Regions from separate parts of the Homo sapiens genome. Here region 2 is linked to region 1. A link is an interaction called in ENCODE POLR2A ChIA-PET data of the cell type or tissue named here. Cell type or tissue: Panc1. All regions are shown on one strand. Each heading gives the region's core, and the rest is flanking DNA. Links, peaks and the distances in the headings are about the cores only.

Evidence for each region. Peaks named below come from ENCODE experiments on the same cell type or tissue, not always from the same donor. Only the 100,000 strongest peaks of a DNase experiment are listed, where the experiment ranks them.
Region 2: POLR2A ChIA-PET joins it to region 1 with 10 read pairs; 9 of 35 experiments call an interaction of 5 or more read pairs at or near these places.

The regions. Positions count from the first base shown.
Region 1 is chr5:52,999,680-53,002,593 of GRCh38, forward strand. All of the region lies in intron 1 of ITGA2 (integrin subunit alpha 2), which reads left to right. Among named protein-coding and RNA genes, the nearest start is that of ITGA2-AS1, 11 kb to the left of the region's middle. In Panc1, for the core only: no CTCF peak of the experiment used is centred there; no DNase peak of the experiment used is centred there; H3K27ac peaks cover 1,158 bases.
Region 2 is chr5:52,941,803-52,944,716 of GRCh38, forward strand. The region is part of intron 26 of ITGA1 (integrin subunit alpha 1); the gene reads left to right. The region is part of intron 3 of ITGA2-AS1 (ITGA2 antisense RNA 1); the gene reads right to left. Among named protein-coding and RNA genes, the nearest start is that of ITGA2, 46 kb to the right of the region's middle. In Panc1, for the core only: a CTCF peak has its summit at 1,679 (motif pointing right); no DNase peak of the experiment used is centred there.

The DNA of each region.
Region 1 (2,914 bases), core at 99-2,598:
CTGTTCTTTGTCCCACAGGGAGATGTTACCTCATTCTTCAAAGATGCTCACTGCAAAGACATCCCTGAGAAATGCTATGGTAAACAGTCATCAGGGTCTTGCATCTCAGGCATACTCAGCAGATATGTAGGTGTGTTAGATCTCCATGGAAGCATGTCTCCCAACACAGCTTAACACATAATTTTTTAAAATGTTGTGTAAGCACAACTCAGATAAAAAAATAAAAATAAAAGATTTCCAGGATCCCAGAAGTCCCCTATATGTTCTTTTCCAATCACAAATCCATTTCTCTAGTCTTATTTTTTTGGCAATAATTTCCTTGCTTTCATTTATACTCCTACTAGTTAAATATACCATCTACACTCAAGGGTTTAATTTTGCTAGATTTTAAGTATACACACACACAATTATACAATACATATTATTTTGTTTTTGAATTTTTTAACATTGCAATTGTGAGATTAATCTATATGTTGCACATAGATATAGTTCTTTTGTTTTCACCACTGTACAGTAAATAGTATAGTATTTTTATCACACAGTTCTTCATCACCAGATTGCTAAGAGATTTTTTAAAGTGACAATTGAGTATTAATTTTATAAATATTTTTCTGCATCTATTGGTTATTACATAAATTTTTCTTCTTTATTAATGTGGAAAATTACATTGATTGATATTAAAATATGATGAAAACCTGGTATTTGTGGTATAAACCCAAGTTGATCCACATGTTCTTTTTATAGGTTGCTGGATTTTGTTTAGAATTTTTGTATTCATGTTCATGAGTGTGATTATCCTATAATTCTTTATGTTTCTTACTCTCTCTACTGTATTGTCCCTCCATATGTCTGCCTACACTTCATTCTGGTTAGTTTCTTTTATCCTATATTACTGTTTACTAATTTTTGTTTCAACAGTGTGTATTCTGGAGTTAAAACATTCATTGAGTTCTTAATGATGGTTATTATATTTCGCAGTTTATGAGTTTCTATTTGGTTCTTTTCTAAATTTCTTTGCTAAGATGTTTAAGTTTAGCTTGTCCCCTTCACAACTTTTGTAAAGTTAGTGCTGGTTCCCATTTATGTTGCTTTCTTTCCCCTGGTGCCTGCTTATCTTAGCTAGACGTTATATTAGAAAAAATTATTTGACAAAATTGTTTGAGGCTTGGGTGATATTTTTCTACATAAAGCATTTTCTTTTTTTTCTTTTTCTTTTTGTTTTTTTTTTTTTTTTTTTTTCTTGATGAAGTCCAGCTCTGTTGTCCAGGCTGGAGTGCAGTGATGCAATCTTGGCTCACTGCAACTTCCAACTCCCGGGTTCAAGCGATTCTCCTGCCTCAGATTCCTGAGTAGCTGGTAATACAGGTGTGTACCACCATGCTGGGCTAATTTTTGTAGTTTTAGTAGAGATGGGGCTTCACCATGTTGGCCAGGCTGGTCTCGAACTCCTGATCTCAAGTGGTCCACCCACCTCAGCCTCCCAAAGTGCTGGAATTACAGGTGTGAGCCACCACACCCAGCAATAAAGCATTTTCATTTGCTTCTATTGAGACAATACCCTAGAAGTTTTGCAGTGGCAGTGTGATGACCAATGAGGTTTATCTGAGGTGCGATTATTGCTAATTGAAGCAGTGCCCTGGAGGTACTAGAATTCCTTATCAGTTTCATACAATTTCAGGGCTTGATTTTTTATAGGTTACCCAGACAATTCATTCAAGGGCTGCTTTACTTACGGTTCACATGTCATGTAAGGAGCAGTGGTTTTGAGCATAAACTCTATTCCTGGGATTTATCAGATACCCCACTTTTGACAGGTCTTGGATTTCACTTTTCAGATCCTTTTTAGGATTGGCAAATCGCTTTCTTCACTGTCCTCTAGCAAGACAAAAAGTGATTCAACTCCCCAGCACTTTGGAAAGCCAAGGCAGAAGGATTGTTTGAGGCCAGGAATTTGAACCTAGACTGGTCAATATAGCGAGACTCTGTTTCTACAAAAGAAAAATTTAAAAAATTAGCCAGGAATCGTGCTGCATGCCTGTAGTCCCAGCTACGCCGGAGGATGAGGCAAGAGGATCATTTGAGCCTAAGAGGTCAAGGCTGTAGCAAACCTGGATGACAGAACAAGGCCCTTTCTAAAAAAAAAAAAAAAAAAAAAAAGTGATCCAACTGTCTGCCTGAGTCATTTCTCTGAACTTCTTTCTTCACCCCATCTTCTTAGCAATTTGATGCTTTAGAAGACATCTTAAATATCTTGTTTTATATTTCTTGCAATTTTTCAGTGATCTTCAGTGGGAGAGTTGGTTAAAATAACAAAGTCTTTTATTGCCAAAGGAGAAAATCTGGAGTAGTGTTTTAGAGTCCCCTTTTAAAAAAATATTGATTTTTAATTTTCCAAATTCTCCTCATACTATTTATTGATGTGGCATTTTAACTGATAGAAAATTAGATTTTTTCAAAATAGATTAAAACAATATTCAATATTGGTTAGTATTCTAAAATTTTAATTTTATAGTATAAAACATTTTTGACCAATAAATTCAACTCACTTTTTAATATATATCTGTATATTTGCTTGTATTAATTACTCCCTTTTCTTTAACTGTGAAGTAAATGTGTCCATTGAAATACTAAACTTGATTAATAATTTTATCTTGTGGATTTTCTTTATAAAGTTGAATATTTAAATATCTTTAGAGAAAAATGACACATACTAAAATAATTAACAGAAAAAATATTTATATTTCTTTTGATATTTACATGTGATTATATGAATATAATCTTTTCATAGATATACTCACTATATGCAAATGAATACTGCACTTTTATCACTTAATATATTTTGTATATACTTTTCCATGTGAGTTTTATATTTATAACTTTAATGCATCCTGCCATGCCATGGTTAACTATTGTC
Region 2 (2,914 bases), core at 254-2,753, 58 kb before region 1:
TGTTTTTGTTGCAATTGCTTTTAGAGACTTAGCCAAAAATTATTTGCCAAGACCAATGTCAGAGAGGGTATTTCCTAGGTTTTCTTATAATATTTTTATAGTTAAAGGTCTTATATTTAAATCTTTAATTTGTCTTGGTTAGTTTTTATATATGGGGAAAGTTAGGGGTCCAGTTTCATTCTTCTGCATATGGCTAGCCAGTTATCCCAACACCATTTTTTGACTAGGGATTCCTTTCCCCATTGCTTGTTTTTGTTGGCTTTATCAAAGATCAGACGGCTGTAGGTATGTGGCTTTATTTCTGAATTCTCTATTCTGTTTCACTGGTCCATGTGGCTCTTCTGTACCAGTATCATACTGTTTTGATTACCGTAGCCTTATAGTAGAGTTCGAAGTCAGGCAGTGTGATGGGTCTGGCTTTGTTCTTTTTACTTAGGATTGCTTTGGCTACCTGAGCTCTTTTTTTAGATCCACATGAATTTTAGAATAGTTTTTTCTAATTCTGTGAAAAATGATGTTGGTACTTTAAGAGCAACAGTGTTAAATCTATACATTGCTTTGGGCAGTATGGCCATTTAATGATATTAAATGAAAGGTTTTTTCTTTTATTTGTCTCATCTCTGATTTCTTTCAGCAGTGTTTTTTAGGTCTCCTTTTAGAGATCTCTTACCTCCTTGGTTAGCTGTATTCCTGGATATTTCAGTGTTTTTTGTAGCTTCTGTAAATGGAGTTTTTTTTTTTTTTTTGAGACGGAGTCTCGCTCTGTCGCCCAGGCTGGAGTCCAGTGGCGCGACCTTGGCTCACTGCAAGCTCCGCCTCCCGGGTTCACGCCATTCTCTTGACTCAGCCTCCTGAGCAGCTGGGACTACAGGCACCCACCACCATGCCCGGCTAATTTTTTTTTTTTTTTTTGTATTTTTAGTAGAGATGGGGTTTCACTGTGTTAGCCAGGATGGTCTCGATCTCCTGACCTCATGATCTGCCCACCTCAGCCTCCCAAAGTGCTGGGATTACAGGCGTGAGCCACCGCACCCAGCCCTGAGTTGTGTTGTTTATTTGACTCTCACCTTGAACATTATTGGTGTATAGAAATGCTACTAATTTTTGTACCCCTATTTTATATTCTGAAACTTTACTAAAGTCATTTATGAATTCTAGGAGTTTTTTGGCAGAGTCTTAAGGGTTTTCTAGGTATAGGATCATATTACCAGTGGAAAAAAGATAGCTTGACTTCTTCTATTCCTATTTGGATGTCTTTATTTCTTTATCTTGCCTTATTGCTCTGGCTAGGACTTAGAGTACTAGGTTGAATAGGAGTGGTAAGAGTGGGCATCCTTGTCTTATTCCAGTTCCCCAGGGGAATGGTTCCAGCTTTTGCCCATTCAGTATGATATTGGCTAGGATTAGTTACAGATGACTCTTATTATTTGGAGGTATGTTTCTTTGATGCCTGTCTCTACCTAGAGTTCTTGTGCTGATTCTTTCTCATCTTGGGGGACTGATGTTCTTCAACTGTGGTGTAAGTTGAGTGTAGTCATTTGGGTTTGTTTCTGGATGCTTTCAGAGGGCCAAGTCTCTGTACAGGATCTTTATTTGTGGGTGTATGCTCACAGGAGTGTTTATTAGCAAAGTAATTTTTGGTGTTGTTGTTTGAGCTGTGATCCAGTAGAGGGCAATTAAGGGTAATGGGCAGTAGATAGGCTCTTAGTCTTGCCACTCTTGTATTTGCTCATGTTTGCAGGGGTGCTCTGCAGTGGGTAGGGAGAGGCCTCCTCCAATCACTGGCACTGTACCCATGTTTCTTTTGTTAGGTGTTCTGGGCCACAGGCTCTCTCGGGCAGAGGCCATGGCAGGTAGATAGGTGACACCTTTTCCGAACCAGCCCTGTGGAGGGAGTCATGCCCTACTCCAGTGCTGGCCCACGCTGGCCCACGAATCCATGTTTGTTACCCATCTCAGTGCTCTGAGATGGGGGCTCCTCCCCTACTTGAGTGCCAGCCATAGATCTCAGCTTGGTACTCCTGAGACGGACATGCCATCTCTGGGTCTCCAGGACACCCCGCAGCTCAGAGTCAGGCTCTGGTTGCTTTGGAGGATCCAAAGTCCTCCCAGGTCACAGGGAAAGTACTCAGGTGGGGCGCAGCACCCAGGCTGGGCGGCAGAGACTGCGCTGTGCACATGCTCCTGTGGGGCAGTTAGGCAGGGACTCTGGGAGGGTCTGGCAGGCGGGAGAGGCTGCAGAACAGACATGCCCCAGTCCCATGGGGAATGCCTGCTTTCTCCTGGCTTGTGGTCACCTGGGGCTAGAGCCTCTCTGAAGGAGATGGGGAGTCCGAGGGGATGGGCACCTATGTCTGTGCTCTGCTCACAAAAGCTCCTGGGCTCCATGCTAGCTGAAGCCCTGTCTCTACCTGCTCCCTGGGAAAATCCACCTGCCAGCTCACACATCCATTGGAGATGTTGGGTACTCTGTAGCTTAGATCCCAGATGTCTGTGGCAAGAGTGAGCTGTCCCTCAGTCCCCTCCCTCACCCCTTCTCCAGGAGCCATTTAGGGCCAGGAAGTAGCCCAAGCATTCAGGTACCCTACGCAGGGTTCCCAGCTTCTCCCTCTTCAGCCTCAGCATCTGTGTTGCCTCTCCACACACTTGCGGTGTTTTCTCCCTAGAGATCAGATCTGCCCAAATTATATTATTTACTTGATAATTTGGGATCTCTTAGTGGGAGAGATGGCTGTGTCTAGTTAGCCATCTTGTCCCCCTAGATCATCAATTTCATTTTTAATCCTAAATAAGTGCCTAGATAAACTTCATCACCAGAATGTAGTTGTTTCATGTCTTGCTACATTAAAGGTAGGCAGAGTTTGAGGTTTGTTTTTTCTAATGATAAATCAATACAAAATATTTTTAAAATTTT